Linked DNA regions of Homo sapiens: regions 1, 2, 3, 4, 5 and 7 are each linked to region 6. Evidence: chromatin loops called from intact Hi-C (ENCODE). Cell type or tissue: endothelial cell of umbilical vein. All regions are shown on one strand.

Evidence for each region. A loop is a pair of places that touch in the nucleus more often than their neighbours do. Peaks named below come from ENCODE experiments on the same cell type or tissue, not always from the same donor. Only the 100,000 strongest peaks of a DNase experiment are listed, where the experiment ranks them.
Region 1: a loop joins it to region 6, with 20 times the contacts of the local background. A loop is called at or near these places in 11 of 110 quality-filtered maps.
Region 2: it touches region 6 in a loop (3-fold over the local background); 15 of 110 quality-filtered maps call a loop at or near these places.
Region 3: a loop joins it to region 6, with 20 times the contacts of the local background. A loop is called at or near these places in 92 of 110 quality-filtered maps.
Region 4: a loop joins it to region 6, with 3 times the contacts of the local background. A loop is called at or near these places in 18 of 110 quality-filtered maps.
Region 5: it touches region 6 in a loop (17-fold over the local background); 58 of 110 quality-filtered maps call a loop at or near these places.
Region 7: it touches region 6 in a loop (21-fold over the local background); 105 of 110 quality-filtered maps call a loop at or near these places.

Annotation. Positions count from the first base shown.
Region 1 is chr20:21,570,015-21,574,014 of GRCh38, reverse strand. LINC01727 (long intergenic non-protein coding RNA 1727) reads right to left here and starts at 3,991. Exons shown (of 4, transcript NR_109880.1): 1 at 3,767-3,991. In endothelial cell of umbilical vein, a CTCF peak has its summit at 1,736 (motif pointing right); no DNase peak of the experiment used is centred here.
Region 2 is chr20:21,095,606-21,099,605 of GRCh38, reverse strand. All of the region lies in intron 1 of LINC00237 (long intergenic non-protein coding RNA 237), which reads left to right. Among named protein-coding and RNA genes, the nearest start is that of LINC00237, 8.8 kb to the left of the region's middle. RefSeq lists an enhancer at 3,024-3,318. In endothelial cell of umbilical vein, no CTCF peak of the experiment used is centred here; no DNase peak of the experiment used is centred here; H3K27me3 peaks cover 1,803 bases.
Region 3 is chr20:20,858,192-20,862,191 of GRCh38, reverse strand. No RefSeq gene overlaps it. Among named protein-coding and RNA genes, the nearest start is that of LINC03083, 110 kb to the left of the region's middle. In endothelial cell of umbilical vein, a CTCF peak has its summit at 1,808 (motif pointing left); a DNase peak (open chromatin) is centred at 1,801; H3K27me3 peaks cover 317 bases.
Region 4 is chr20:21,395,451-21,399,450 of GRCh38, reverse strand. NKX2-4 (NK2 homeobox 4) reads left to right here and starts at 1,925. Exons shown (of 2, transcript NM_033176.2): 1 at 1,925-2,493; 2 at 2,918-4,000. The coding sequence starts at 2,052. The coding sequence ends at 3,540. It overlaps LOC105372558 (a long non-coding RNA gene), which reads right to left and starts at 1,517. Exons shown (of 4, transcript XR_001754528.1): 1 at 875-1,517; 2 at 85-188. In endothelial cell of umbilical vein, no CTCF peak of the experiment used is centred here; no DNase peak of the experiment used is centred here; H3K27me3 peaks cover 2,636 bases.
Region 5 is chr20:20,836,035-20,840,034 of GRCh38, reverse strand. No RefSeq gene overlaps it. Among named protein-coding and RNA genes, the nearest start is that of RALGAPA2, 130 kb to the right of the region's middle. In endothelial cell of umbilical vein, a CTCF peak has its summit at 2,383 (motif pointing left); a DNase peak (open chromatin) is centred at 2,344.
Region 6 is chr20:21,503,036-21,507,035 of GRCh38, reverse strand. It overlaps LOC112268271 (translation initiation factor IF-2), which reads left to right and starts at 631. Exons shown (of 6, transcript NR_171654.1): 1 at 631-827. RefSeq lists enhancers at 799-868, 1,294-1,794 and silencers at 1,616-1,665, 3,344-3,473. In endothelial cell of umbilical vein, CTCF peaks have their summits at 564 (motif pointing right) and 1,626; a DNase peak (open chromatin) is centred at 1,665; H3K4me3 peaks cover 396 bases; H3K27me3 peaks cover 961 bases.
Region 7 is chr20:21,234,192-21,238,191 of GRCh38, reverse strand. All of the region lies in intron 11 of KIZ (kizuna centrosomal protein), which reads right to left. Among named protein-coding and RNA genes, the nearest start is that of KIZ-AS1, 18 kb to the right of the region's middle. RefSeq lists an enhancer at 1,598-4,000. In endothelial cell of umbilical vein, CTCF peaks have their summits at 2,041 and 2,355 (motif pointing left); a DNase peak (open chromatin) is centred at 2,021.

The DNA.
Region 1 (4,000 bases), 67 kb before region 6:
CTTCAGGTGCGGACTGCTTAAATAAATAACACCTCATCCACATAATGGAATGCCAGGCAGAGAGAATGAAGAAATCTGTTTCTTCCTAATGACATAATCTCCCATTATTTAATGAAGAAAAGGGGCAGGCTATGTATGTCAGGTACAATTATTGGTGGTTTTTGAAGGGAAAATGAGAAAGAGAAAGAAACTTTTTTTTTTCTTTTTGCTTATGCATGTACTATCTGTGGAAGGATACAGAAGACGCTGATTACTTTAGTTGGCTCTGCTGGGGAGAACGGAGCGGCTGGAAGACAGAAGAATAAGGAAGATGAGATCTAACACCTTTCTGTTGTTGTCGAATTTTGAACCAGATAGAAGTTTTATCTATTTTCTAAATAAATACAAAAACAAAAACCCCAGGCCCTGAATACAGCTTTAGGTGAAAACGGTGTTCCCAATTCCCACTCCTCACCCATACCCAGCCTCCTATCTCCCTCTCAGCCACGCCATCCCACACTTCCCACTCCTCATCCATATCCAGCCTCCTATCTCCCTCTCAGCCACGCCATCCCACACTTCCCACTCCTCATCCATACCCAGCCTCCTATCTCCCTCTCAGCCACGCCATCCCACTCCTGTCCAGCCTTTTCCTTCCATTCCAATTTTATAAAACTTCCCTTCACCTCACTCCTTTGGCGGGATGATTTTTAACACTTCACAGTTTTACAAGCTTTTGCATTTCAGATTTGAGTCTCTGACTTAAATGAAAAGCTGGAAGTGTTTCTTATAGAAAAACTCACATATATGTACAAAGTATTCTTGCAATGGAAGAAAAATGAAAGGCATCTAAATGTCCATCTGTAGGGGAGAAAAATCAAACAAATCAGATTATTTCCACACTGCACAACAGCATGCAGCGGTAAAACAGTCAGATCACTTTGTGTTTAAAAACCTCAGGCCGGGTGTGTGGCTCACACCTGTAATTCAAGCACTTTGGGAGGCCAAGACAGGAGGATTGCTTGAACCCAGTAGTTCAAGACTAGCCTGAGCATCGCAGGGAGATCCTGTCTCTACAAAAAATTAGCCAGGCATGGCAACTTGCACCTGTAGTCCTAGCTACTTCGGAGGCTCAGGTGGGGGGATCCCTTGAGCCCAGGAGTTCGGGGCTGCAGTGAACTGTGCCATTGCACTCCAGCCTGGGCAACAGAGCAAGACCCTGTCTCAAAAATAAATAAATAAAAATAAAAATAAACCTTATACAATATATTTTCAGACTTTATATAGTACATAAAAATATATTATCAATATAAGCATAAACTTTATATAAACATATTGTATAAAGCATAGAATTAAATGTATTATATTTTTATATATTTATATAAAGTTTTAAAATATTTTTACATTTGTAAATATAAAATATATACACATATATGCCATACAAAATATATTTTATGCTTATTTATAAGTCATACACTTCATATGTGCACATGTAATGTATATTTCTACATGTCTACATCTCTGTGTAACATATAGAAACGAATATATAATATACATATATATCATTTGTAAATGCATAGGAAAGGAATGTAAATGTTCTCTAGGGGTGTAGTAAGATCGGGATGATAAAAGGAAATGCAGGAAAGCTTGAGATTGTTACTGTATGAACCTGCATGGGCTTGTGTGATGTTTTTAAACAATAAAAATTATTAACCATCTTTTGGTGCCTGGCATGACAAGTATCTGCCACTAGAGGGCACTGGAGATCGCTAAATATTTCCCAGGATTATCTTTGAGGGAGGGGGCGCGGGTGCAGGGGATTTGAAGGAAGCCCCTTTACCTCTTTATAAGGGTCCCTTTTTCACGCTGGGGGACTGGGCCCTGAACCTGAACTTTCAGTGAGGGTAAAGCTTGGCTGGAAGCCCGCAACCCTTCTCTCTCCACTCCCTCAAATAGGCCCCTGCAGCCATTTGGGGTGGGAGTCCTTTATCCAGCCCACCCCATTTTGCCCACCAGTTTCGCCCACCAGCCCTGGTCTGCGGGACGCTGCTCCGGTGTGGAAGGTGGAACTGGCATCGAGTGCATTTCAGTGAGCTCACCTTCACTCCTTATTCCACATGGGTGTTCAACGGGGAGCCCTGAGACATTGGAAGGGGCCGTTTGTGATTGCTCAATTATAGTGGAGACATCTTCGCATTTGGGGGAGGAAGAGGGAAGCTAGAATTTCTGAAATGCTCAAAATTCAGCCTGAAATGCATGTCGGTGAACAACCAGTTGCTAATTACCTACCCTAGGCCCTAACTCTCTGACACGTAATCATAGAGCATTATCGCCTGGTTTAGTATGAGCGGAATATGCAGGAACCCAGAGTCAGTCAACGTGTGTTGTTGTGCCTAGAAATTTACTGAGCGTTTTTCACCAGTATGGAAAACCACGGCACCATGACGCCAAGCCGGTAGTGTCTGAGTCACTGGTCCTGTGCTCCAGGCTTGGCCTGGCTCTGGGGTTGTCGGGATCACATTCTTACAAGACAAACACCTGGATACTTTATTACGTCTTCTAGAGAGCTTGTGCCCAAGCATTTACCTATCGAATATGTGTGTGTGTGTGTGTGTGTGTGTGTGTGTGTGTGTTTACCAAAAGTTACCTTTTTCAACTTCTCTTTTGTTTCTCCTTTATATTACAGAAAGAACTTTTTGTAATGATGCATGTAAGTAGATTATACAATCTGTGAATTTCATTTCAAGATAGGACAGGAAGCGTTACAAAATATTCGTGGTCTCCAAAGTGATTCTGACACCTCATGATGACTAAGACCTTTGGTTGCCGTTGCCTCAAATAATTTCCTCCTAGAGCAGCAGTTCTTCACCTCGGCTACACATTGAACTATGTGGGAAGCTATTAAAAATACAGATGCCTGAACCCCACAGCCTTCATTATCTTGTGAGCATCTGGGCCAAGTTCAGTGCTGGTGCTCTTGTTCAGATGGATGTAGCTGGTGGTGCAGAGATCCATGAGCTTGCTTTTATGGGACTTTCTGCTGTTGTTGATCTGGGATGCAGTCAGGATACTAGGGCTTTTTTAAAGCTCCCCAGTTGACTCTAATGCAGCCAAATTTGAGAACCATTCTCTGCTCAATACCTTCAAAAATGGAAAACTAACAACCTCTCACTCAGTGCCACCCCAGGTATGACGTGCAGAACAGCAGCATCAGCATACCTGGGAGCTTGTTAGAAATTCAGAGTTTAGGATCTATCTCAGACCAGCTAAATCCAGATCTTGGGAAGTGGGGCCCAGGTACTTGTATTCCACTCCACGCCTCCACAACATTGGCTTACTTTTAATTTAGCTTTAAATTACAATTTTAAAATGGAATTAACCAGAAGGCAAGGGTATACGGGAAATTTTTTTTAACACTTCTCATGTAAACTCAAGTCTTTTATTCCTTTTTCAGGGGTAAAGCAGGCTTTTCCATTTACAAGGTTATTCATGAGTTGCAAAAATTCCCTCCCTTCCTCCATGCTTTTGTAATTCCTACATTCCGCCATTTAGTCTTGGTGGCCACAATCAAACAGAAATCATGAGGGCCCTTTCCTCTTGCATCCGTAGTGGCAACCTTTGCAGCAGACAGTAACTGCTCCAGATCTGTCAAATAAACGCAAGTATCTGTATTTCTAAATCACCTCTCAGTAATACTTTTGCATACTGGAGTTTTCACTTTGGCATGCCCTAATCCTTACACAAGCACGAATTCCTCTAAATCCCAGCCTGAATTTGTTTAACTTACCAGAGAAGGCTTGCCCATTGAAGATTGGTTCTTCAGCCACTGCTTTTCATTCTCATACCAAACAAGTGCATTTTTAAGAACTCGCGAGAGTCTTGCTACTCTTCAACAGAGAAAGTCATCTCCAAATTAATCCACAGTCAGGAGCACCTCGTGCTGCTTTTATATATCATTAAAGTCCTGTAAAAGCAAGCTCACGGATCTCTGCACCACCAGCTAAATCTATCTGAACGAGAG
Region 2 (4,000 bases), 410 kb after region 6:
ATGAAGAAATATGTTGGGGAGTGGGGCTGGGTGAAGAATGACCTGAAGGGGAAGAGAAGACCTGGGTGCTGGGAGGGGCTGGATGGGGATAGGGAGCTGTGTTTTTAAAGATCATGGATTGAAATTGAGTGACAATTCGCGCATGGAAATATCTGCAAGGAAGGCTCACAGTTGCCACTTGAAAGGAACCAAGGTAGGTGGGCTACAGGGAGACCAACTTTCCACTGTGCTGTTTCTTGAATCTTTCACTTTTCTCCCCACGTGCGCAGGTGTTGTTTATTTCAAATATAAATACATAAAAATAAATTGCGTTTACCAGAAAGCAGGGTAAATTATTTTGGCTGGATATTGTCCTGCCTGGCTCGGGGCTATCCTCCTCCTGACCACTGTCCTTCCTATCTTCACCTTCAGCCAGTGCACTCGCATCCTGAAAGCAACTTCCCAGAAAGCACAGGTTTATCCAAAACCATGGAGAGGGCACACATCCTTTCACAGATTTAGCCAAAGCACTGAGTTGGCCCAAACTGGAAAGGAGGCACTTGTAGAATGAGGCTGCTGTGTTGTTAAAACAGGCCTGAATTTAAACACTTACCCCTTGCTCTTCTTGTCTCTACACTAAAGATTTCATGGCTGCGATTATGTTCTTTTATCTTTCTGTTACCCAGAGCAGAACCTGTTCCTGATAAAAAGCCTAGAAAGGAACCATTTGATCTTGAATGAGACTCGGGATGCTCTAATTCGTGCAACCTGCACATTGCAGCTCTGTTTACTCCAAGCCTGTGTTTACCCTGGAATTGTTCTGCACCCTCTGCAATATAATAGGATGTTCGAGGAGGATCTTTATCTCTCTGTCTATACATTCCCACATGTTTGATGTATACACCTCACCCATTCAATATTCTACTTTCTATTTCCTATACTGCTGACAATCTAAGTACTTGAAGCCACTGAAAACTACCTAGAAGTTCTGAGGAGTGTCAAAGCAGTAACATGCTAGAGCTTTGTCCTGGTACTCTAATGAGCCCAGGTAGCATTGAGCTTTAAATACAGGCAAGCCCTTCAGACTACAGGTTTAAATATACAACTTTACAATGAATACAATGCTTGCCTGGGCTCAATTGAAGAATTACTTTTCCAGAAAAGAAGTCATTGTGTCACAAGAGTATGACAATAGCATTTCTACCGGGCACATTCATTTCTATTTTCAACATTTTCTTCTTGCATTTCATTAGTTTTTTTCCCCATAGAGCTATAGACACTGCTGGGCCATGCAGGCTTTTATACATATAAAAATGATCTCTGCTATTTATGATTGGGGGTCTCTGTCTGCATCCTATTATTAATTTCTGACTTTGATTCAGACTCCTCTAGTCAGCAGAGTGATTTGAAAACATTTCTTTTCTTAAATGGAACATTTTCAATCCTTTGGGGAACCATGCTAATTTTAAACACCAACATATTCAGTTTCTTAATCTGCAGCCACTGGTGTTGCTCATTTTTATATACAGAACCTATCCCCTTTGGCGCTAGTTCATTTATGCTTGATATTTATCTTCTTTACATTTGTTTGACTATTTTTCAAGGCAGTATATGGGCAGGAAATGGCTACTAAACAAGAAGGCAGGGAGCTTGTATTATATTTTTGACTATGTCAGTAAAGCTACAGAACATGGAAATGTTGAGAATTTTTTTTTAAACTAATGAGCCCTCTCCAGAAAAGCCGTCTGGATACCATTAAAGTTGATGAGTTTGGAAGGCTTATCCTGATAAATGCTTGGCTTTTTTGGTGATTAGACACATATTTTCAACACAGTCTACTAACTGAGACTGAGGTTTGCATTTGGAGAGAGGTTTGTTGAGCATAACAGGAAATTGTTGGGGGGAAAAATCCAAAGTACCACTTTACTGTATAGGGTTCAAATCAGAGGTAACTGCTACTCTTGTTCACTTGCACAAAAATATTAGAAATATAATAATGAGTTGTGTCCAATAACTTAAATGAAATAAACCTTGGTAATTTTCAACCTACATGTAAAAAAATATACACCTTATATCTTGGGAAAAGTTAAAGAATGGTTAAGGCAGAATAACGATTTTAAAATTTAGTACAATCTCTATGGAGCATAAAGGATTTTTTTTTTAAATTGACATAAAAGAACAGTGCAGAGCCATTTAACAAATTTTTCCAATAAACAATTCATTTGCTTTCATTGCCCCCTTTTTTTAATGACCATTTGTACATTGGCCAACTTAACCCCAAATCCAGTCAAAAAGTGAATTTGAAAAATTCAGGTTAGCATGTAAAAGTTATGAATAGGATCCGCTTAGATAAACCTGTCACCTTTCATTTTCTTCTATTTTAATGTATAAATGAGCTGTGCTGGGTGGGCTTAACCTTCTAGCATTTCCATCTGTGATACAGAGTTCCAAAAGAAACAGCTTTGTCGGCCTGTGGATAATTGGAAGCTACAGAAGCAAGTTCAGGTTCTTCAGAGATGACTGCAAAATATCTCTGATATCCATAGATTTCAGCTAGCCCCGTGGTTCTTTCCTCTCCCTCTCCTGGCTAGGATTCCAATCCGACAGGTTGAGTGTCACATAGGGGTGCCCTTCCCATCATTGTTGATTTGTGTGGTTTGTATGGTTTCTAAGACATTGTTTTGGTGTTTGTCAGTAAAGTAACAGGTGCATCTAAAAATCTGTACCACGGGGCTACATGGGCTAGCAGTGAGGCTGGCTGGCTCTGTTTGAAAGCATAGGGCCTTATGCTATTTGCTTTGGCCACAAAGTCCAATCTAGCAACCTCATGTAGGCTGAGCCTGAGAGGGCCTCCAACGGCTTATTCTGCTTTGCTGCTTCTGTGATGAGGGGAGATGAACCTTGCAGAATACCAGACTCTTCAGCATGACATTTGAGCCCTGTTGCAGTCTGGCTGGAATCCAAGTGAGGGGAGTAAGGAAAAAAATAGTGTGCAGAAAGGCTTATAGTTCCACTTGTCCACTAACTAGCTATAGGCACTTTGGCAACAAACTAATCTTCCAGGGTCGGAGACTCCTGTCTGCCACTCGTCATCATTTATTCTATTCTCACTGGGCACACGGCTGACCAGCTGAACTACATTTCCCAGCCTCCCTTGCAGCGACACGAGGACCATGTGACTAAACATTCGCCAGTGGCATGCAAGTAGAAGTGATGTGCGTAATTGTCATCTCATACTTGCACCTCCCTGTTCCTTCTTGCTGGCTGGGAATTACACTAATGAGAGTCATGTACTGAGGAAGGCAACGGTTCCCCAATGGCTGGGTCCTGAGATGACTTCCAGGAGCAGAATCTGCCCTCCCATCCTGGACTGCTTATATGGCGATAATAAATTTCTGTTTTGTTTGAAGAACTGCAAATTTTGGTTCATTTTGTTATAGCACCCGTTCAAAGTAATCCCCGTCCTGGCTTTATTTTTCTTAACTGCAAAATGAAAGCATCTTAGTTTGGGTTTCTCCAAAAGCAAGCAATGTATTACCGAAAGGTGATCTCTGGAAACACCAGTAAGGGAATGAAGTTGAGAGACAGAGAAGGGAAGGCAACCATCAAGGTGTATTATAAAGCAGGTTACCATTGTGGGCACCTGGAATTTAATTCTACTGTGAGCTCTGGGAAACGATGTAGCACATACTTGAGCTGGAATATGTATAGACCAATTCCATCAGTCACTGGCTGAGGGCTACTCTGCTGGCATTATTTCCTCAGCACTTCTGGCCTGTTGCATAAGCAGAGTGAGCTTCAGGGGCCAAGAAAAAGTTCCCAGGCAATGAAACACAGGTGCTGGTGGTTGGTCATTGAGCTGGTACACGCTGATGTAGACAGGTAAGGAGCTATCAACACTGACAGCATCTCCTATGGAGGGCATCACATGGACTGCCTTAAAGATCTCCTTCCCACAATAAAGCTATTTGGGCCAGATTTATTGATCTATATTCTTCTAGTTGCTAACCTGAAATGCTTG
Region 3 (4,000 bases), 640 kb after region 6:
GGAGTTCTGAGAGAACTAGGCAAGTGGCTTCCCACACAGAATGATGTCTTACTGAAACTCATTTCTATTGAGTCATTTAAAGGTACAATCTGGCCAGGCATGGTGGCTCACACCTGTAATCCCAGCACTTCAGGAGGACAAGGCGGATGGACCACTTCAAGCCAGGAGTTTGAGACCAGTCTGGCCAACATGGCAAAACCCTCTCTCTACTAAAAATGCAAAAATTAGCCTGGCGTGGTGGTGCACACCTGTAATCCCAGCTGCTCAGGAGGCTGAGGCAGGAGAATCACTTCAATCTGGGAGGCAGAGTTTGCAGTGAGTGGAGATCGCACCACTGTACTCCAGCCTGGGCTATAGAGAGAGACTTCATCTAAAAAAAAAAAAAAGTACAATCTTAAAATTCTTAGGACTAGAGGCCAAAAGATGGTGTCTTTTTTTTTTAGTGCTTCTTTTCACTCCTCAATATATTTCTATGCCAAAGACTAAGAATATTTGCCCAAATTTTGCCAGCTCCATCTCTTCCCTCCTCTTCAAGAACTCTCTCTAGAGGAAGTGAGCTAAGTTCTCCAGAGCTTTCTTTCACGGGATATGGAGAAAACACATAACATCAACCACCTTTGGTGCAGGAAGAAAACTAATTAGATGGGCAATGCTGTAAGCCATATCTATTTGTTTTAGATTTTCTTCAGTCTAAAAGAGTTGAGCCTGAAATGGATAAATGTGTCATTTCCCTTGAATGTGAGTGAGTATTAGAGACTCATTCTCCTAGACCCATTGAGTACTCTGTAATTCAAGGGCTTTTTCTTTATTCCTCCAATAAAAATGTCTTGAGGTTTTCTGGAAGTGGAGACCGAAAACACATGAGGGCTTCCTCTCACTGGTTTTGACTCTGATTTTTCAAAGAAGTTGGGTGCACCAGAGATAGAGATGTGGACAAAGTGGTCAGACACACACATCGTTCACTCCGTAATGCACACTAACACACTCATAGTGATTCCGTGAGCTCTTATTTTCTGCATTTGAACATTTCTTTCTTGCTGTATTATGCTTCTACGCCTCTGTTATTAGATGCACCTGCTCATACAAGTTTGCTATCATTTATCTCACTTACAGTAACATCGAGCACACCATTAGTGTTGCTTAGAATTACCCCAGCTCCAATGAAGATGCCTTAATAGTTTTGAAGGAACGCCACCCAAATTACAGTGTGTGGGTGAGAGAGTTCACCAGTCTATAAATGTGAAGATCTTCAAGCATTGTGCTACATTCTCTTTTATTCATTTTCTCTGAAGCAGGTTAAACCTCTTGAATTAAGATCTATGCTCAGATGCCAATGGAAATGGAGTGTGTTCAGAAACTGATGTTTACTTGAATGTGTTTATTGCTTAAGTGTCATTTCTGCCTTCATCCCTTTCATTGTCTTTTTGAGCTTTGAGAAAGGAATCCAGTATTTCCAGTTTTTTCTTTATCATTTCTCCCAAATATGTGCTATTTGAGTTGTTATGGCTGAGAGCTATAATAACTTTCTTTTTTTTAATTGCCCTACTAAATTTTAAAAATAATAGTTAAGGAAGCTTTAGTTGATTTCAATTAAGAGATGCTATGTAATGCAATTAAGAAATGCTGTATAAATTGCCTTCCATTCCAACAGTGAAAAGAATTCATGTTGCTTTTTAGGATTCTACATGCCTCTTTAAGTCCATGTACAGCCTAACGCCACAGTCATTCCCTTCCTAATTTCTATCTTGCAGAGGCAGGAGAGAATCATGGCCAATGGCAGTATTGCAAGCATTGCTGTGCTTGTGCGCCCCCTGCTGGCTTAGTTTTTGCTAACAGCTGTTGAGGGGCTAGATCCCAGAGGAAACGGGTACTTACTTTGGTTGAAATCAGCAGAAAAGAATGACGATGACTAACTTGTCTTCTACTGTCTAAGCTTTCAGGAGCTTAGACCGTCGCCCAAATGGGCAAGAGTGCATATTTTTAGCAATGTCTTGCTTTTCTCATGACTGTCCCAGGAAGTTAGTTCCTTATGCTTTTAAAGCACCTGTCAACAGCACTGTCTTAACCTTTATCGTAGAAAACGGATGCTCCAGGCAGGACCCTTGGGCATGAGGAAGGGGTGTGTGTGTGTGTGTTTGTGTGTGTGTGTGTGTGTGTGCGATTTTGTCCCGTTGTCCCATTTCCATCAAGTCCTCCATTTTTAAAAATATAAGCAACTGACATTTTCTCAGCCTTCTAAGAGGTGAAATAGACATGTGGCTTCAAGGTCCCCACCTCACTACCAGCCGCTTCCAACCCAACAACGGTTTCTACATAGAAACTCTGGGCCACCCACCCGGCTTACAGTGTGCTGAAACGTATCTGTTTAACTGTCCACTGTTACATAATGGAAATGTTACCAAATGGTGATTCTGAAATTTTCCTGTGCCTCCAAAACATAGCTTATTTTCCATTCTCTGACAACCAGCCAATCCCCTAGGCATTACCATCCCCCTGTAGGTAGCCAGCTGAAGCCCAAGCTGTGTTCATCTCTGGATTGCAACATCCCTGAACACGACTGACGAGTGATGGGGCTGACCTCCCAGGCACATGTTAGAATGGATAGTGTAAATCAACGCTTCTTTGGGACCAAGATCTCAGACTGTCACAATAGGAAAACAGAGAGAATCTCCTTGGATTGGTGCAGAGCAAACATGGCTGTGGTTCTTGGCCAGCGCAGGCTGCCCTGAAGCAGTAGTGCCCTGTACACTGGCGGGATGTGGTGCTCTTCCCCATCTCTGCCACAGCCAGACCCAGTCCATGCTACACTGTCTCTCCTGTGCCCTCACAGCAGCCTCCCAGCACTTCTTCCCATTTCCATTTGTCCTTCTTACAATCCGCTCTTCCACCCTGAGTCAGAGTATTCTCCCAAATCCCAAACTGATCCAGCTTGCCCTTTGGATTAAAACTTTTCAGGGATGGACACAGTGGCTCACGCCTGTAATCCCAGCATTTTGGGAGGCCAAGGTGGGAGAATCACTTGAGGTCAGGAGTTTGAGACTAGCCTGGCCAACATGGTGAAACCCAATCTCTACTAAAAATACAAAAATTAGCTGGGCATGGTGGCGTGTGCCTATAATCCCAGCTACTCAGGAGGCTGAGGCAGGAGAATTGCTTGAATCTGGGAGGTGGAGGTTGCAGTGAGCTGAGATTGTGCCACTGCACTCCAGCCTGGGCAACAGAGCAAGACTTCATCTCAAAAAAAAACAAACAACAACAACAAAACTTTTCAAAGATTTTCTGTTGCTTGTTGAAAAACAACTAAAATCCTCAGCTTAGCTTACCAGGCCAGTGGGACCTCTCATCTATCCTTCCAATCAACCTTAGGTCTGAAGAGCCTCCTCTGTTTGCATTGTGAATTTTGTGTGTGCATCCAACATTGAACTTTAAGCTCTATAAGGACAGAGCAGGAGCCAGTCATTGTATCCATGGTGCCTAGTGCAGAGCCTGGTATACAGTGGGTTATCCATGGTTCTGACTATTTGCTGAATCAATATGTGAATAACTTGGGTGGCAGCATGGAGAGTTTCAGCAGCAGTGAGAGGCAGTGCCAATAAAGAGGAATACTAGTCCCTTTAGGGCTAACAGGAAAGAGCTCCTTGGTGACAGTAGCTTGCCTCCCTACTCACACTGCTGCATCAGCAGCAAAATAATCAACCACAGACATCTCCAAGTGGAGCCAGAAGATGACAGGCACCATGCTTTAACTGGGAGATCTCGTTGGTGAGCAGAGCTGAGATGCCTCCCGCTCAGGTGCTGAGAAATGTTGGGAGGACCAGAGTTCCAGAAAGTTCCCTGCCCAGGGATAGAGCTCAAAGAAATATGTTTTCTTTTCTCATTATCACTTGTTAAGGTTTTAGGAGTAGGCATATAAAATTAGCAAGCAACAGGTATATTTCTGGTAATAGAACACAGAAAGAGAAGTAGAACATAGGAGAGAATAGAAGAACATAGAAGGGAA
Region 4 (4,000 bases), 110 kb after region 6:
AACAATACAATTTAAACTAAACCGGAAACGTAAAATTCAAACTGTAGTTTTCAGAAGGATCCCAGCAAGTGTTTAAATACATACATAAGTGCTTCTTTGTGTATCATTAGTTTGTTTTTCTTAAGTAGGTAATTCCAGTGCAGGTGAGGATGAAGACCTAGCCGATGTGTTTCAAGTTCATAAAAGACCTGTAAAAGTAGCATCGTGTTAAAACTGTAGCAATATTAATCTTGCTAAGTCAATACTGATGTTTGTAAACAATTCCTGTAACCTTGCATTTTATTTTTACAGTATATTAAAACATTACTCTTAACATTCGTCTGTCACTTCCTTCCCACAGGTGACCTATGGCTTTTTCCCCCCTAGAAAGGGCAGATTCTTTGCAAAACCATACTGAGTTGAACAAAACAATTATTAAAATCCTAAGAACAAAACCATGGAGAACATTTCCACCAAAGGGCTAAAACCAAACAGAAAAAGGAATATGTAACACTGTTCTTGCCTTCAAGACATGTACTGTCAGGTTAAACTTAAATCGATTCCACACACCCTTTTCTGGAAAAAAAATAAAACAAAATATTGCTTAAGAAAGCACTCTCCTTGTTTTTCTTTCTCCTGCTCCAGTTTCCAGGAAAACTTAAAAGTGTTATCTTTGTTTTCTCGTTATCATTATTATTGCTGCAAGATTGTTTTCAAAATTTAATCAATATGCTTTGCACACTGCTTTTGTCTTATGCTTTGTCTTGTTCAGTATTTAGTAGAGAGTTCATAATGTCTAAGTATTCGGGTAAAACTGCAAGTCAAAGGATGACAAAGTTTTAAAAATCTGTTTATCTATGGTTTTGTATTTTTCCAAAGAAACTACAATTTTCACCTGATTTCTGCATCCATTTTCATATCGCTTGAACAGGTTATATTTTTCCAACAACAACAAAAAGACCCGTTGCGAACAACTAGAAATATTTGGAAGTTTTGATATTTTGTCTTTCTCTTCTTTTTGATCACGGTAGTGATGGGAGAATAAACTTAAGTCAGAGATATTTACTGAGAGAAAGAGAGTAAGAACACACACAAAGGGAAAGAAAGCAGAAAAAACTTTACAAGTGCAAACTCAGTAGGAAACATTTTAGGAAATAAAAATGTTCCCCCTCTTTCCCTTGTTCAATTTCCATCCCCACAGAGGAAAAACAGAATACTTACAAGTTAGCATCTGCGTATTTATCAGTGTATGTGTGTTTTCTCTCTTCTCTGGGCTTGGATACTTTGAGCTAATTTGGAAGTGCCCGTTTGGTTGCCCACAAAATGATGCTTAAGGGTCTAAAAACGCATAAATTAGGGAGCCCTACAATGGCAAAGGACGGTCATTGTACCTCCTCTCTTTATGCGCTCTTACGGTGGGACCCAAGAGCCTTTTTTTTTTTTTTTAACACTTTAGGTGATGGAGCGAATGAGGGGCTGATAACTGGAGAGGACGAAGCAAGCCCCCGCAACACCCTCCCCCCAAACTTAGCAGCACGTTCCCCATTCCGCAATTATACCGGACTTTGGTGCGAAGTCACTTTAGAAAACTGGGATCTGGAAGGGGCCAGGCGCGGAGTCCATGTCTAGCCTCGACGCCAGCCTCCGAGTTTCTATTTCTGGTGCTCGAGGGCTGGGGTAACGGCCGCGGATGGAGGAGCGAAGGATGGGAAAAGCAAAGGATGGGAAAAGCAAAGATGGGAAAAGCAACGGGGAGTGATCTTTCCAAGAAACACCCAACTGCCCCTTTTACCTTTTTTTGCCTCCATTATGGGGCGGGGGTTGGGGGGGCGAGAGAAAAAGATGTCAATGACCATTGTTTGCTCGTTTGGGATGTTGCTCCGCCCCCCGAGTCTGTCGTAAACCTGGCGCCGGACTAAAATAAACCCCAGATCCCGCAGCCCGGGGGGCTCGCCGAGCCGCCGACTCCTCGTCACAGGCTCAGCTGCCGCGGCCGAGGTGGCGGCGACGAGCGGCCGCCGCGTCCTGCCGGCGCGCGCCCCAGGCCCCCCTACCTGGCTGCCCGCCGAGCCATGTCGTTGAGCCCAAAGCACACGACGCCCTTCTCCGTGTCCGACATCCTGAGCCCCATCGAGGAGACCTACAAGAAGTTCAGCGGCGCCATGGACGGCGCGCCACCCGGCCTGGGGGCGCCCCTGGGGGCCGCGGCCGCCTACCGCGCGCCGCCACCTGGGCCCTCCTCGCAGGCGGCGACCGTGGCGGGCATGCAGCCTTCTCACGCCATGGCGGGTCACAACGCGGCGGCCGCGGCGGCGGCGGCAGCAGCTGCGGCGGCGGCGGCCGCCACCTACCACATGCCGCCCGGCGTCTCGCAGTTCCCGCACGGCGCCATGGGCAGCTACTGCAACGGCGGCCTGGGCAACATGGGCGAGCTGCCCGCCTACACGGACGGCATGCGGGGCGGCGCGGCCACCGGCTGGTACGGCGCCAACCCGGACCCACGCTACTCGTCAAGTGAGAGGGGCCAGGAGCGCGGGGCTGCGGGCGGCTCAGGCGTTTCCCGCCACAGCCGAGGGGCGCGGGGGCGCGGGACGGGGTGCGCGCGGCTTAGGAGGTCCTGGGGCCGAGCGGGCGCGCGGGGCGTCCTGGGACGCGGCCCGGGACGCGCGGGGTTTCTGGGGACCCTGGGCGCGCGGGGGGTCCTGGGACCTGACCGGGAACGCGCGCGGCGTCCTGGGACCCGTTGAGGGCGTGGTGCTCTGGGACCCGCCGAGGGCGCGCGGGGCGTGCTGGGGCCGGAGGCCGCGGCGGTCAGGGGGTCTTGGGATTCAGCGAGGGCCCGGCGGCGTCGCGGCCGCGGCGTGAAGAGAGCGGCGGCTGGACCGGCTCCCGGCGGGCCTGGAGCTCACTCGCCTTCCCCCTTGGGACTCTTCCCCAGTCTCCAGGTTCATGGGGCCGTCGGCGGGCGTGAATGTGGCCGGCATGGGGTCGCTGACCGGCATCGCGGACGCCGCCAAGTCGCTGGGCCCGCTGCACGCGGCGGCGGCGGCAGCCGCTCCGCGAAGGAAGCGCCGCGTGCTCTTCTCGCAGGCGCAGGTCTACGAGCTGGAGCGGCGCTTCAAGCAGCAGAAGTACCTGTCGGCGCCCGAGCGCGAGCACCTGGCCAGCATGATCCACCTGACGCCCACGCAGGTCAAGATCTGGTTCCAGAACCACCGGTACAAGATGAAACGGCAGGCCAAGGACAAGGCGGCGCAGCAGCTGCAGCAGGAGGGCGGCCTGGGCCCGCCGCCGCCTCCGCCGCCGTCCCCGCGCCGCGTGGCGGTGCCTGTGCTGGTCAAGGACGGCAAGCCGTGCCAGAACGGCGCCAGCACGCCCACCCCCGGCCAGGCCGGTCCGCAGCCGCCGGCCCCGACGCCAGCACCTGAGCTGGAGGAGCTGTCGCCCAGCCCACCCGCGCTGCACGGCCCGGGGGGCGGCCTGGCGGCCCTGGACGCGGCCGCCGGGGAGTACAGCGGCGGCGTCCTGGGCGCCAACCTGCTCTATGGCAGGACGTGGTGACAGCGAGGGCGCCCCGGGGCTAGGTCCTGGTGCACCCGAAGGGTCTGCAAGAAACTGCTAGAACGGATGGGGGAGGCATGCGAAAACCGACTCGCGCGTGTAAACTGCGATTCAAAACGAACCGGTCTCAGAGAGGAGCAGGCTGTGAACCTCTTGCTGGGGGCGGGGGACAGCGACAGCCCGGAAACCGAGTAGTGTAACATTATGCCACGAGGCTTTGAGGTGGTGATTTTCTCCTCCTAGAAGTTCTTAAATGACGCGAAAAGGTGGAGAAGTTCACACGGCATTCTTAACTACAGCTCTCAAAGTTGGAAACTTTGTTGGCGTTTGTAACTATAAAAATCAACCCAGCTTTAACAATCAGTCCTTTTTGAAGTGGAATTTATCTTGGGAGATTAATTTTCGAAGGGCCCCCTAAGTGCAATTTCATTAATGTTTGATTGAAAGTAAATTGAAGTGT
Region 5 (4,000 bases), 670 kb after region 6:
CCCAAGCTGCTTCCACTCATGTTAAAAGGTGAAAGGGAGTCAGTATGCAGAGATCACAGGCAGAGAGGAAGTAATAGACAGAGGAGGAGGTGCCAGGCTCTTTCTAACAACCAGCTCTCATGGGAACTAATAGAGTGAGAACTCACTCACTTGGTTCCAGATAGGACATTAATTCATGAGGGATCTGCTGCCATGACCCAAATGCCTCCCACTAAGCTCCACCTCCAACATTGGATCAAATGTCAACATGAGGTTTGGGGGGAACAAGCATCCAAACTATAGCAGCTCCCAACCCACAATGAGGAGTTCTACCTCAATCCCCAAAGCCCCCACTCCCATCTCCCCCTGTCTTCCTGGAGCTGACTTAGTTGGAACCTTCTGGACCAACTAATAACCTGTGTCATCCCTGTCCTATCATCATGACATTCAGTGGGTCATGGCCCTGTGTAGGAGAATGTCCAGCTCTCTCCAGATCTCACACCAAGGCAGGAGGAAACCACTGCCTGGAGGCCTTGTCCCCCAATGCCACACTAGTGTCAGCAGCAGAGGACCAATGCTCGGGTCCCCACCTCCCAGCCCAGTGTCCTGTGCTGTTAACATTTCTTGCCTGCAAGTGAGAGAATATGGAAAGGGTCTGCCCATCCCAAGCTCTATCTGTGCATCCAGGAAATGTTTTCAAGAGAAAAGTTAGGAGTTGTGATGGTTGATTTTATGTGTCAATTTGGCTGGGCCGTGGTACCTAGGTATTTGGTTAAACACTATTCTAGACATTTCTGTGAAAGTGTTTTTAAACTCAATTAACATTTAGATCAGTGGCCTTTGAGTAACAAAGATTACCCTCCAAAATGTGGGTGGGCTTTATCCAATCAGTTAAAGGACTTAAGAAAAAAAGACTGGTTCTCCAACCAGGAAGGATTCAGCCAGCAGACAGTCTTTGACTCTTCCCTGGGTCTCCAGCTTGGTGACCTACCCTGAAGATGTTAAGCCAATTCCTTAAAATAAATCTCTCTGTATACATGCATCCTATTCTGTTTGTTTTTTTTTTTTTTTCAATCTGGAGAATCTGACTAATCCAGGGGCGGAGACAGTCTGTAGAAAAGCAAGCTCTATCATTTACTCAAGATTATGAGCTAAACAAGTTTAACAACAGTATCTGAAAACTGTAACATTTATAGTACCCTGGGTTAAATACTACTTGTTTTCAGTGGGTTAATGGGAGAAAGAAACAGAAAATGGACCTAAGAGAGGAAGAAGAGAGGAGACAATTTGTACTTTGTATTTTCATATATATTATTCCCAGTTAAAGTGAATTGAAGCTAAGGGACAATAATTAACATTGATAGTCTGGATGATATGATATGTCCAACTTATCATTTCACTTTTATTTCCATTATATGTTTATGCCTTTCTACCAGAATGGCTGTTAAAATGGGATTCTTATGACATTTCCTGAAAGGACTCAATAGTCTTTTACTTACATCTCTCTCTTTTTTTTTTTTTTTTTTTTTTTTAAGATGGAGTCTTGCTCTGTCGCGCAGTCTGGAGTGCAGTGGCACCATCTTAGCTCACTGCAACCTCTGCCTCCTGGGTTCAAGTGATTCTCCTGCCTCAGCCTCCTGAGTACCCGGGATTACAGGCATGCGCCACCACGCCCAGCTAATTTTTGTATTTTTGTAGAGATGTGGTCTCGCGATGTTGGCCAGGCTGGTCTCTAACTCCTGACCTCAGGTGATCCGCCCGTGTCAGCCTCCCAAAGTGCTGGGATTACAGGCATGAGCCACCAAGCCTGGCCTTTTACTTACATCTAAGTAGCCATTTTGCCAAGGACAGGGAGTCAAAGATGAATGTGTTTTTAAAAATCATATGACCCTCATTTTAATTTAAACCATCTAGAAACCAAGATTTCAAGATGAACATAAAAAAATTAATGTAAACTGCCTTTAAATTGAAGATTTTTCCCCCCACTGGGTTACAATAAAGTTCCCATAAGTCTCTGGAGTATAGCAAAAAAACAGCGAGGTTGTCAGCGAGGGGGAGAACTAGAAACTAGAATGAGCTGGTTGAGTCCTCATGAGCCATCGAAGTCCAAAGTTTAGGAATTCAGAGGCCATCGGGGTGACTGCAGTCTCTCACCCCGTGCGCAATGCAGGACGACCACGCTGCTCCGCTGGGCGGCTCTTTCTAAACCTAAGAACCCAGCATACGACGTGGCTCTCTTGATTCCCTTATCAGAAGTCCTTCTGCATGGACAACTGAAAGGCCTTTAAATTCAAAAGCTCTTCAAGGTTAGTAAGTAAACCTGGCCTGTCTTACCCCAAAAGCCCGATCGCTGCGAAGGGGAGATTTTTATTTTCTGGTCCACACCGCCATCTGCTGGCCTCGCCATCTCTAAGTGAAGCACTCGCTGTATTTTCTTCCAGGAAATCCAGTAGATCGTTTAGACTTCATTCTAAAATCCATGTATATTGAAGTGTTGCTTCACGTGTGAAAGTAGCACTTCTCAATATTTACAATAAGAGTAAGAAAAGCACTTGATAAACCAGTTCATTGGACACAAGTTACTTGCGTTGATTGTGAATATGAAACGAAGTAACAGTTAAGGAGCTAAACATAACTAGGTACCTCTGGGCAGCCGGAGTCTCATTTGGATAATTAGTACCTACACTTGTCAGCCGTCTGATTGCCCAGTAATTATAGTTTAAGTTAAACAGGTAAATCTGATGGGTACGTATTTGTTTGTGGACAGGGTTAACAGCCCCGTTGATGAAGCATCCCTGCATCATCCTTCAGGAGCGCCATGGTAATTAATGGGCTCTTATGCGGTTTTTTAAATATGCAAATAAATATTTAACACGAAAATGTCCCTAGATGACAGACAACAGGTTCATGAGAAACAGCGATTTATCATTAGCATGGACTGCTTCAGGGACATTGGTGAATACAGGTAGTCAGGGAACTATCAACGTGTGTTTGAAAAGCCATTCCAGAGGGTTGCAGAACCGGGTGGCTCACTTAGCTGCTATATACATAGCTTGCAAAGCCCTTCAAAGGTTAATCATTCTTATCCTCCCCTTTTAGCCTCAATTGTCCTCTTTTGTCATGACCTCTTTATAAATAAAGGAAAGGAAAATAAGGAAAGATGGGGAGACAGAAGAGGAGAGAAAAGGAAAACGAGAAAACCACACTTAAAGTCCCTGTGGGTAACTGTTGTACAGTTGCATGCATTTAGGTAAAACCCCTAACCAGCTTAATAATCTATTCTGAGACAAACAGGGCAGCTTGGAGAACCCTGCATTTGCTCTTCTAAGAAAAAGAGGCCGGGCGCGGTGGCTCACGCCTGTAATCCCAGCACTTTGGGAGGCCGAGGTGGTCGGATCACGAGGTCAAGAGATCAAGACCATCCTGGCAAACATGGTGAAACCCTGTCTCTACTAAAAATACAAAAATTAGCTGGGCATGGTGGTGCACACCTGTAGTCCCAGCTACTCAGGAGGCTGAGGCGGGAGAATCACTTGAACCCAGGAGGCAGAGGTTGCAGTGAGCCAAGATCACACCACTGCACTCCAGCTTGGCGACAGAGCAAGACTCCGTCTCAAAGAAAAAGAAAAGAAAAGAAGAGAAAAGAAAAGAAATTATCAGTGAACTCATAGCTTCCCATATTCTCTAGCAAACAAAGAACATGTGGGGGATAAAAAGAGGTTTAATGGAGTAAGCACGGCACACTGTCAAATGATCAGCAATCAGATCTTAAGGACAACTCATTCTTCATCAGCTGCACCTAACTCTCTGGGCCCCAGTGATGTGATTGCTAATGGAATAATGCCTATGCAACCCAGCCAAATGAACCCAGAGCCTTCCCCTCTGGCACTAAGATAGGCCACCGTTGGTTTCCGAAATAAGCATGACATCAGCAGTGGCCACCTCCTGCAGTCCAAACCTCAGAGCTCCTTTGGGGAGGAGGCGAGGCGTGCAGGAGAGCCGTGTGGCTCCAGGATGCTAG
Region 6 (4,000 bases):
CAGGGGAGGGGGCGTCTAGGCATACCAGATCCTTCTCATTTGGGCTCTCCCCACCCAGAACCAGGAAACCGGGAGCGCGCTTGTGCGCTGCTGAAGTTCCCCTCCCGGTGTTAAGTGGCGGGCGGATTAGATACTGTGCTGGGCGGTATTTCAGGAAATATGTACTTGTGGCTCCCTGAGAGGCCAAGCGCAGTGACACTCTAAACCGTGTCGATATATCATCTTTTATCCAGGATCTGCAAATAAACCCCTGATCCCCCCGGCGCATTATAGCCGCCGCTATCTCGCCAAGGAAGCGATCTGAGTTTTATTGCTTTCACCAACGCCCCGAGACACACACACACACACACACACACACACACACACACACTCCTCTCTCGCACTCTGATTTTTAAAGGCTCTATTTTTTCCCTCCCGAGGCATCGTTATTAATAAAGAGGCGAATAGGCCTCAGCGCCGCCATCCGAGCAAGCGGGGAAATGTGGGCCAGCAGCCCAGGCCCGCGCGCGGATCCCGCGTACGCTCCACGCGCCCCCTCGGGCCGGAGAACCGAGCGTGTGCCGCGTGCTGCCGCCGCCAGGAGGCGCCCGAGCCCAGCGTTCCCGAGCGTCTCTGCGCGCGGGTCCGGGCAGAGCCCGGGAGCCGCCGGAGGCAGCTGCGCATCAGCGGACTCGCGGCCCGGGTCGGAGCCCGGTGAGTGGTGCCAAGAGGTGGCGGCGAGTCGGAACCTTGGGGAGAGCCGCGAGTCAGACGGCGGCGGGTGCCTGGGAGGTGCGAGTCGACCTGTGTTCGGCTGTGGTTTTCCCGCCATGCCTCTTCTCCTCCACGTGCGTACCACCGCCCGTCCCAGCCCCGGTTTCCATCGTGTTTGGGCACAGACCACAGCCGACTGGTCCAGGAGCGCTCTGGCCACTGGGAGGGCCCCACCAGGCGCCAGGGCGCGCTGTCTCCGCGATCTCAGGGCCCCTGGCGGCGTCGGCCGCGCGGGTGGACGCGGAGAGGGCGGTGCTGCGAGGGCCCGGAGAGTGGGTGCCCGCGTGGGGAGGCGGCCCGGGAGCGCGGGAGCGATGCGGAGGAGGGACCCGGTTTGGTTGCAGGTTTCCGGGGCGGGGGTTCCGGGAAGGAGAGACCCTCGCCTTCCGCCCGCCCTGGATCCGGGTCCCGCCGGACCCCCGGCTCCTGCCGTTCGTCGCCTGGAAGCGGGGCAGGCGCACAGTCCAGACGCCAGGGAGAGACGCCTCGCCGACCCAGACCGTGGGGTCAGGGCCCGGGAGGCAAGAACGCCCCACACACAGCAGGGCACCCCAGGCAACCCTCACTCCGTGCTGAGGCCTCGGCTAGGGTGCAAAGGTGTCCGGGAATGGAAGGGACACGAGGGTGTGGACGCCTCGCACTCTACTCACGCCTGGTGCCTTCTGAGAGGCTGGGCGTGGGGCAGAGGGTAGGGGACAAGGGGGTGACATTCCTTAAGGTCCTCCCCCCAACAAAAGTAGGGCCTGCAGTTCCAGCTTGATTCGTTGATTGTTGGGTGGAACCGCCTCACATCAAAGGCATCGTGGCTCCAAACACTGTCCCCTTTACTTTTCTAAGCCCCCGCTTCAAAACCAGCTGTCGGTGGGCCGGTGAGGGCGTCTGCAGTACCCAGGCTTTCCGCGGGGCGGCGCGGTTGGATAAGAAAAGGCTTCCCGGCTGGGGCGCGCAGCGCAGCTCAGACACCTGCGGGACTCGAGATGTCTCCGCGAGGTGTCCTCTACACCAGGGCTGCATTCCCTAAATAATGAAAACTCCCTGCCCTTGCACTTGGTGCCTGGAGTGCGATGAAGAGGCTGAAGGTATCCAGCCCGGCCCTTCTCCCCTCCCTCCTCAGACTGCTGATGTGACATGCGTGTAACTGTCACCCCACACAGGACGTGGAACACTTCCACCACCCCAAAATGTTCTCTTCTAATGGAATAACGTGTTCTGTCCTAACAAAAGAATAGCTCAATACTTAAAGGTATCAATTCAAAGCTGCAGATGAAAAATCTCATCCGCCCTTTGCTGCTTGTTCTCGCCTGTGGTATTTTTACCTTTCTTCATAAAATGATACAAAGAAAGCCCCAGGTCGCTGACCCCAGCCTCTCTCGCACCTGAAGACGATGACCATCACCGCTGCCACGTACTGAGCACCTTCTAGGCCAGGCTGCTTCTCCTCGTCGTCTAATCAGATCATCATAGCCAATCTGTCCTTCTGCAGAGGAGCCTGTTTCAGAGAAGTTAAGCACCCGATCTTATAATCAAGCCAGTGTTCTGACAAAGAAAAGCATTCTGGGAGTGGAGGTGGGATCTACCAGGGCGTCCTCTCCTATTCCAGAAGAGTGGGCAGGGGTGGGGGAGGACAAAGATGCCCTCCCACTCTGCAGAAGGCAGTTAGGTGACTTCTCCACAGGGCAGGGTTCTGCCAGTTCTCCTCTGGCAGCCAGTGCCCAGGTCCCATCCTGGTTGGTGGGGGCTGGGCCAACCCCTTGTCATCCTCGGGGAAGCCTGTATGTACACCAGCACCTCCACTGGGTGCCAAGTGGCCATCTCGGCCAGCGAGTGTCCCCTGAGAACTGAGGGGGAGTAGGCTGAGGGTGCACCTGAGGGGCACGCTCCGGAGCCTGTTCTCACTCCTGGGCCTGGGCCTGGGCCTTCCATGGTTTCGATGACATGAGCAACTCCCCTCTCCCCCCAGGATGATAATGTGTACCAAAAAATAGATTTTTCAGTAGCCAATTGATCTTACTGCTTTAATTAAATGATTACTTTTTTGCCTAATGTGGGGAAAAGGTAAAATAAGTTAACTTGTTCTTCTGTGCATAGTGTTGGGCTCCCTAATCTGAGAGATTTGCAACTTTTTGCTTTGTTTTGTTTCATTTTTTTTCTGAGACAGGATCTCGCTCTGACACCCAGGATGTAGTTCATTGATGCTATCATAGCTCATTGCAGCCTTGAACTCCTGGGCTCAAAAGAGCCTCCTGTCTCAGCCTTCCCAAGAGCTGGGACCACGGGCAGGCACCACCGTGCCCAGCTATTTTTTATTTTTGTGTAGAGATGTGGTCTCACTGTGTTTCCAAGGTTGGTCTCAAACTCCTGGCCTCAAGCTATCCTCCCACCTTGGCCTCCCAAAGCACTGGGATTACAAATGTGAGCCACTGTGTCTAACCACAAGAATTATTAAAAGGAATTTTACTTAAGTATCTACTTCCAGATCTCTCCATGTTTCTTTACTAGCTACAAAATAAAAGAATTACCCCATCAGCCTCTGTAGGGTAAGATGAATTGTGTGGAATGGGTATGAAATGAAGGATAGTTAGATGTAGAAGGTAAAACAAAAGGAATCAGCTTTTTGTGTCTGTGACAGAGGATCTGATACTTGATGGTCTGACCACAAGGCATCGCTCAGAAATCAGCAGTCCTTTTCACCCAGTGAACAGCCAGCTGCTTTGAGCAGAGAGAGCTGTGGTTGGAACTCCTGCTCTGTGACTCAGGGGAGGAGGCAGAGCTTGCCGCAGAATGCAGCCACTGCCCACAGCCCCTGTGCACTCCCTTTTCCCTTGTGCTGGCTTCCCGCTGCCAGCATCTGCAAGTCTCTGCCTGGAGGTGAGCAGGAGGGTGCTGGGCCCATTAGACAGGTGGCTAGGGCTGGGGAGTTCATGGTCTTCACGCAGTTTCAGGTGGAGGTTGCAGGATATATGGCCCAGCTTCCTGGCCCCAGGTGGAACAACCCTGAGACATGTTCGCCATTTCCCACAGGCCCCCAGTGGGACTGAGCCCTAGTTGTCTTCAGTGGCAATCTTCTCATTACCACCTCTCGTGTTGATTCTTTTTCCCTTCACTTTCTCATTTTTCCATTTCCTTGTTGGTCCCCATTAACTACTTGCACATGAATCTTTGTCTCAGGGTCTGCATCTGGGGGACCCCAAAGACACAGACACTTGAGCTGTTACTCTGCCTTTATCTTAGACCTAGCATTGGTCTC
Region 7 (4,000 bases), 270 kb after region 6:
TATCCATGCTTACTCACTCAGGAAGCACAATGACTATCCAGCACTGGTGATTAAGAAACCTGCCGCTGGGCATGGTGGCTCGCCTATAATCCCAGCACTTTGGGAGGCCGAGGAGAGTGGATCACCTGAGCTCAGGAGTTCAAGACCAGCCTGGGCAACATGGCGAAACATCATCTCTACCAAAACCACAAAAAATTAGCCAGGCATGGTGGCATGTGCCTGTGGTCTCAGCTACTTGGGAGGCTGAGGTGGGAGGGTTGCTTGAGCCTGGGAGGCAAAGGTTGCAGTGAGCGGAGATCGTGTCACTGTACTCCAGCCTGGGTGACAGAGCGAGACCCTGTCTCTAAATAAATAAATAAATGAAACGAAGCCTGCCCCACTGCGGGAGGGAGGGTACTGGGAAATGGCTTCTAGCCCTGACTACAGATGATAACAGAAATAGCTAGGGGGACCACAGGAAGGGCATGCTGTGCAGCCAGGTCTCCGCTTAGGAAACGTTCAGAAGGTTAAGCCTTGAAAAATCTAGAAGGCCTTAACCAGGTAAAAGAGTGGGGCAAGAGCATTCCAATAAAATCCAGGGACATGAAATAGTGGGTCATACGCGGGCATGACATGCGGTCTGGTTGTTAACTGTTCTTCAGCAGGGGGACAAGGGGAGCTGGCTGGGAAGGGTGTGCAGTGTGCAGACTACCCGTGCTTGACAGAGGTGCAGGCAACAAGGGTCTCCTGAGAGGTGTGTGGCAGCAGAGGTGGGTGTCAGATACTCATTCCTGGCCCAGGGCGGGAGCAGGGGGTGGAATTTGGAGGAAAGAACAGAGGGAAAACCTAATGTTAGTAACACATTGACTCGATTTCATGGTCAATATCTATTTTTTTTTTTTTTTTTTTTTGAGACGGAGTTTTGTTCTGTCACCCAGGCTGGAGTGTAGTGGCACGATCTCGATGCACTGCAACCTCTGCCTCCTGGGTTCAAACGATTCTCCTGCCTCAGCCTCCCGAGTGGCTGGGATTATAGGCGCCTGCCACCATGTCTAGCTAATTTTTGTACTTTTAATAGAGATAGGGTTTTGCCATGTTGGCCATGCTGGTCTCGAACTCCTGACTGCAGGCGGTCCACCCACCTTGGCCTCCCAAAGTACTGGGATTACAGGTGTGAGCCACCGCACCCAGCCATCATTTTTTTTTTTTTTTTTTTAAACAGAGTCTTGCTCCATTGCCCAGATGAGTGCATTGGTGCAATTTCAGCTCACTGCAAGTTCTGCCTCCCAGGTTTATGCGATTCTCCTGCCTCATCCTCCCAAGTAGCTGGGATTACAGGTGCACACCACCACACCTGGCTAATTTTTTTTGTATTTTTAGTAAAGATAGGGATATTCACCATGTTGGCCAGGCTGGTCTTGAACTCCTGACCTCAAGTGATCTGCCTGCCTCGGCCTCCCAAAGTGCTGGGATTACAGGCATGAGCCACTGCGCCTGGCCTGTCATATCATTTTTTTAAAAAAAGAAAAAATAGCCATGGCCCATTAACAAATATACCCAAGTTATTGTGACTCTGAGGCCTCACCAATTGAGTGTGGCAATGAGACTCAGAGGGTCCTGCCAGGAGCACTGTCTATGATGTCCAGGATAAGGAGGAATGGCTCCCGGCAGCAGGAAGTATCCTTCCAGTTCTGGAGTCTTATTAGAAGGCTGAAAATAGCTAATTTATTATAAGACATAGTCTTTAGACTCCAAATTCTAAAATTTGTAATAATTTTTGACTGCTAGTGGAAATCAGTATTACAATTTCTAAAGGAGCAATTTCAGCTTGAACGTTCCTCAAAACAGACATATGTTTCTGAAAAACAGAAGGCAAAAAATAATCCAGAAAGAAAAAAATCCCAATGACTATGCCAACAAATCTCTGTAAACACTAATTTTAGGTTTTAAAGGCCTACCAGTAATTTAACAAAGTCTGAGCGCCCCCTGATGGTTAATCGGGGTTCCTACAGAAGATGCCACTTTCAGCTGCCTGAGGTCAACTTAACTTTTTCTCTTCAAATAATCAAGCGATTGTTCTTATTTGCTTTGTGCAGAAAAAACAACGTATGTAGGCTTGTGATAAGAAACGTGACATATTTAGGAAGCTGCTAATTCAGTGGAATTTAAGAATGGAGATGTGCCAAACCCAAGACAGAGAAGAGTGCTTTTATATAAGAACCTAAAGGACTTTCAGGAAAAACTCATTTTTATTTCACTGGACTATTGGTTCCTTATAATCTTTATGTTATCCTGGGGAAAATGGCACAGTGACCAGGCAAAGACAGAAAATGCCACCGCCATCAGAGCATCAGCTGCAGGCTGGCGCCCTCCACTGGCCGCTCTGGTGGCTGCAAGGCTGGCACAGAATGCCACCCACGGTGGCCCTGCCAGGGTACAGTGGCGGGGTGACTTCTGCTACCTTTCCCCCAGGCAATTATGTTGCAAGCACACACCCTTTCCTTTTGGTAAAACATTATCTGGTCCAACCAGTAAGCTGAAGTTACAAGGCAGGAACCAGTAAGCTAAGGGCAGGCTTTTAAAATATACTCTCCATTGAACAAATGGATCCGGGAGAGTGAAAACCGCTTGCTGGGGAAGGTAAAGCGAGACAATGTTTGCAGAGGAGAGGAAGCTCTGGCATGCACCCCTGAACAAAAGGGAACAAGTGGTCTTTACTTGGAGAACGGCTTCCTATTAGGACTCACTCCTTCGTACATTATGCTTTTCATCCCCACTCAACCACAAAATGATTTTGCTGAAGCAAATACAATGGTAGAAAAAGATTTACACTGAAAGAATCTTTAATAATAAACTGTTGCCAATCTGCCTACTTGCCCGTGATTTATAATACAATAAACATCGGATTCTATTACGGCTCATGCACTGAAGCTGCTGCTCTGAAAAACGGAATATGAAAGCACCCGAACCCCACCACCATCACAATGAAATGAGCATGTATAAATGTGCTAAGAGTATCTCTTTGCATCTTTTATAGCTTGTGTGTATTAATCTGTAACGCTTATTAAGAAAGTCATTGCTATGCAAAGCAGCACCCAATCCCTTTCTCTGGCTTTTCAACAGGAGTGCACTGTTTAGCCAATAGGACGGACCCTCTGGCCCTCATTCTGCATTCATCACAGGCAACATTTGCACAATGTATCTCTCAAAGGCGGCTGAAAAGAAGGCCTTAATACTCATGTAAACAACTGCAAACCAATTACTTAATGAATCAGGCCCACACATAATGAGGTGCAGACAAAGAGCTATAAATGCATTTTTGCGCCCAAGCCGCTGCTTTAAAGTAAAATCCCTCAGCTGTAGTTTGGGCTTAACTAGCACATCATAATTATTGTCTCTAGGACATCAGAGGAAGCCATTTTTTTTTTTTTTTTTTTTTAGGTCCAGTGGGTTTTTTTTTTTTCTTTTTTTGAGGTTGCTCATCAGCTCACTGACAAAATAGAGCAAAGAAGAATTTTAAAAGTGCTACAGCAGCACTGCACTGTTATGTTTATTCTCAAGTACCGGGTTTCGAGACCACTTGTAAAAGCAATAAAGCACAAGGAGTGACTGCAGTAAGTGGGATCCTTAAATGTAAGCCTCTAAGAAATTTCAGTGAATCCAGCACAAACAGCAAAACTGGAGCTCTCCAAAGCCCAGGGTGGCATATGAACAACACCAAGCCCAGCACAAGAACCAAACCGTGACAAACAGCACGCCAAACCCACGCACTCTGGACCCAGACCTTTTCATCACTGGATTATTATCAAGTGCCTAGAACCAAGAGTTCCTTCAAGGCCTTTTTGTGTGGTTTTTTTTTTTGTTTTCTTAAAGGGGATGATGAGATTACTTGTAATTTATTAGGAAATTAATTTCATACGGAAACGATACTAATAACAAAATACCTCTGTCTCAATTTGAAGGAGGAAAATGCTTGATTTTAGTTTAGTAAAATATAGACAAGATGTGAAATTATTAGACT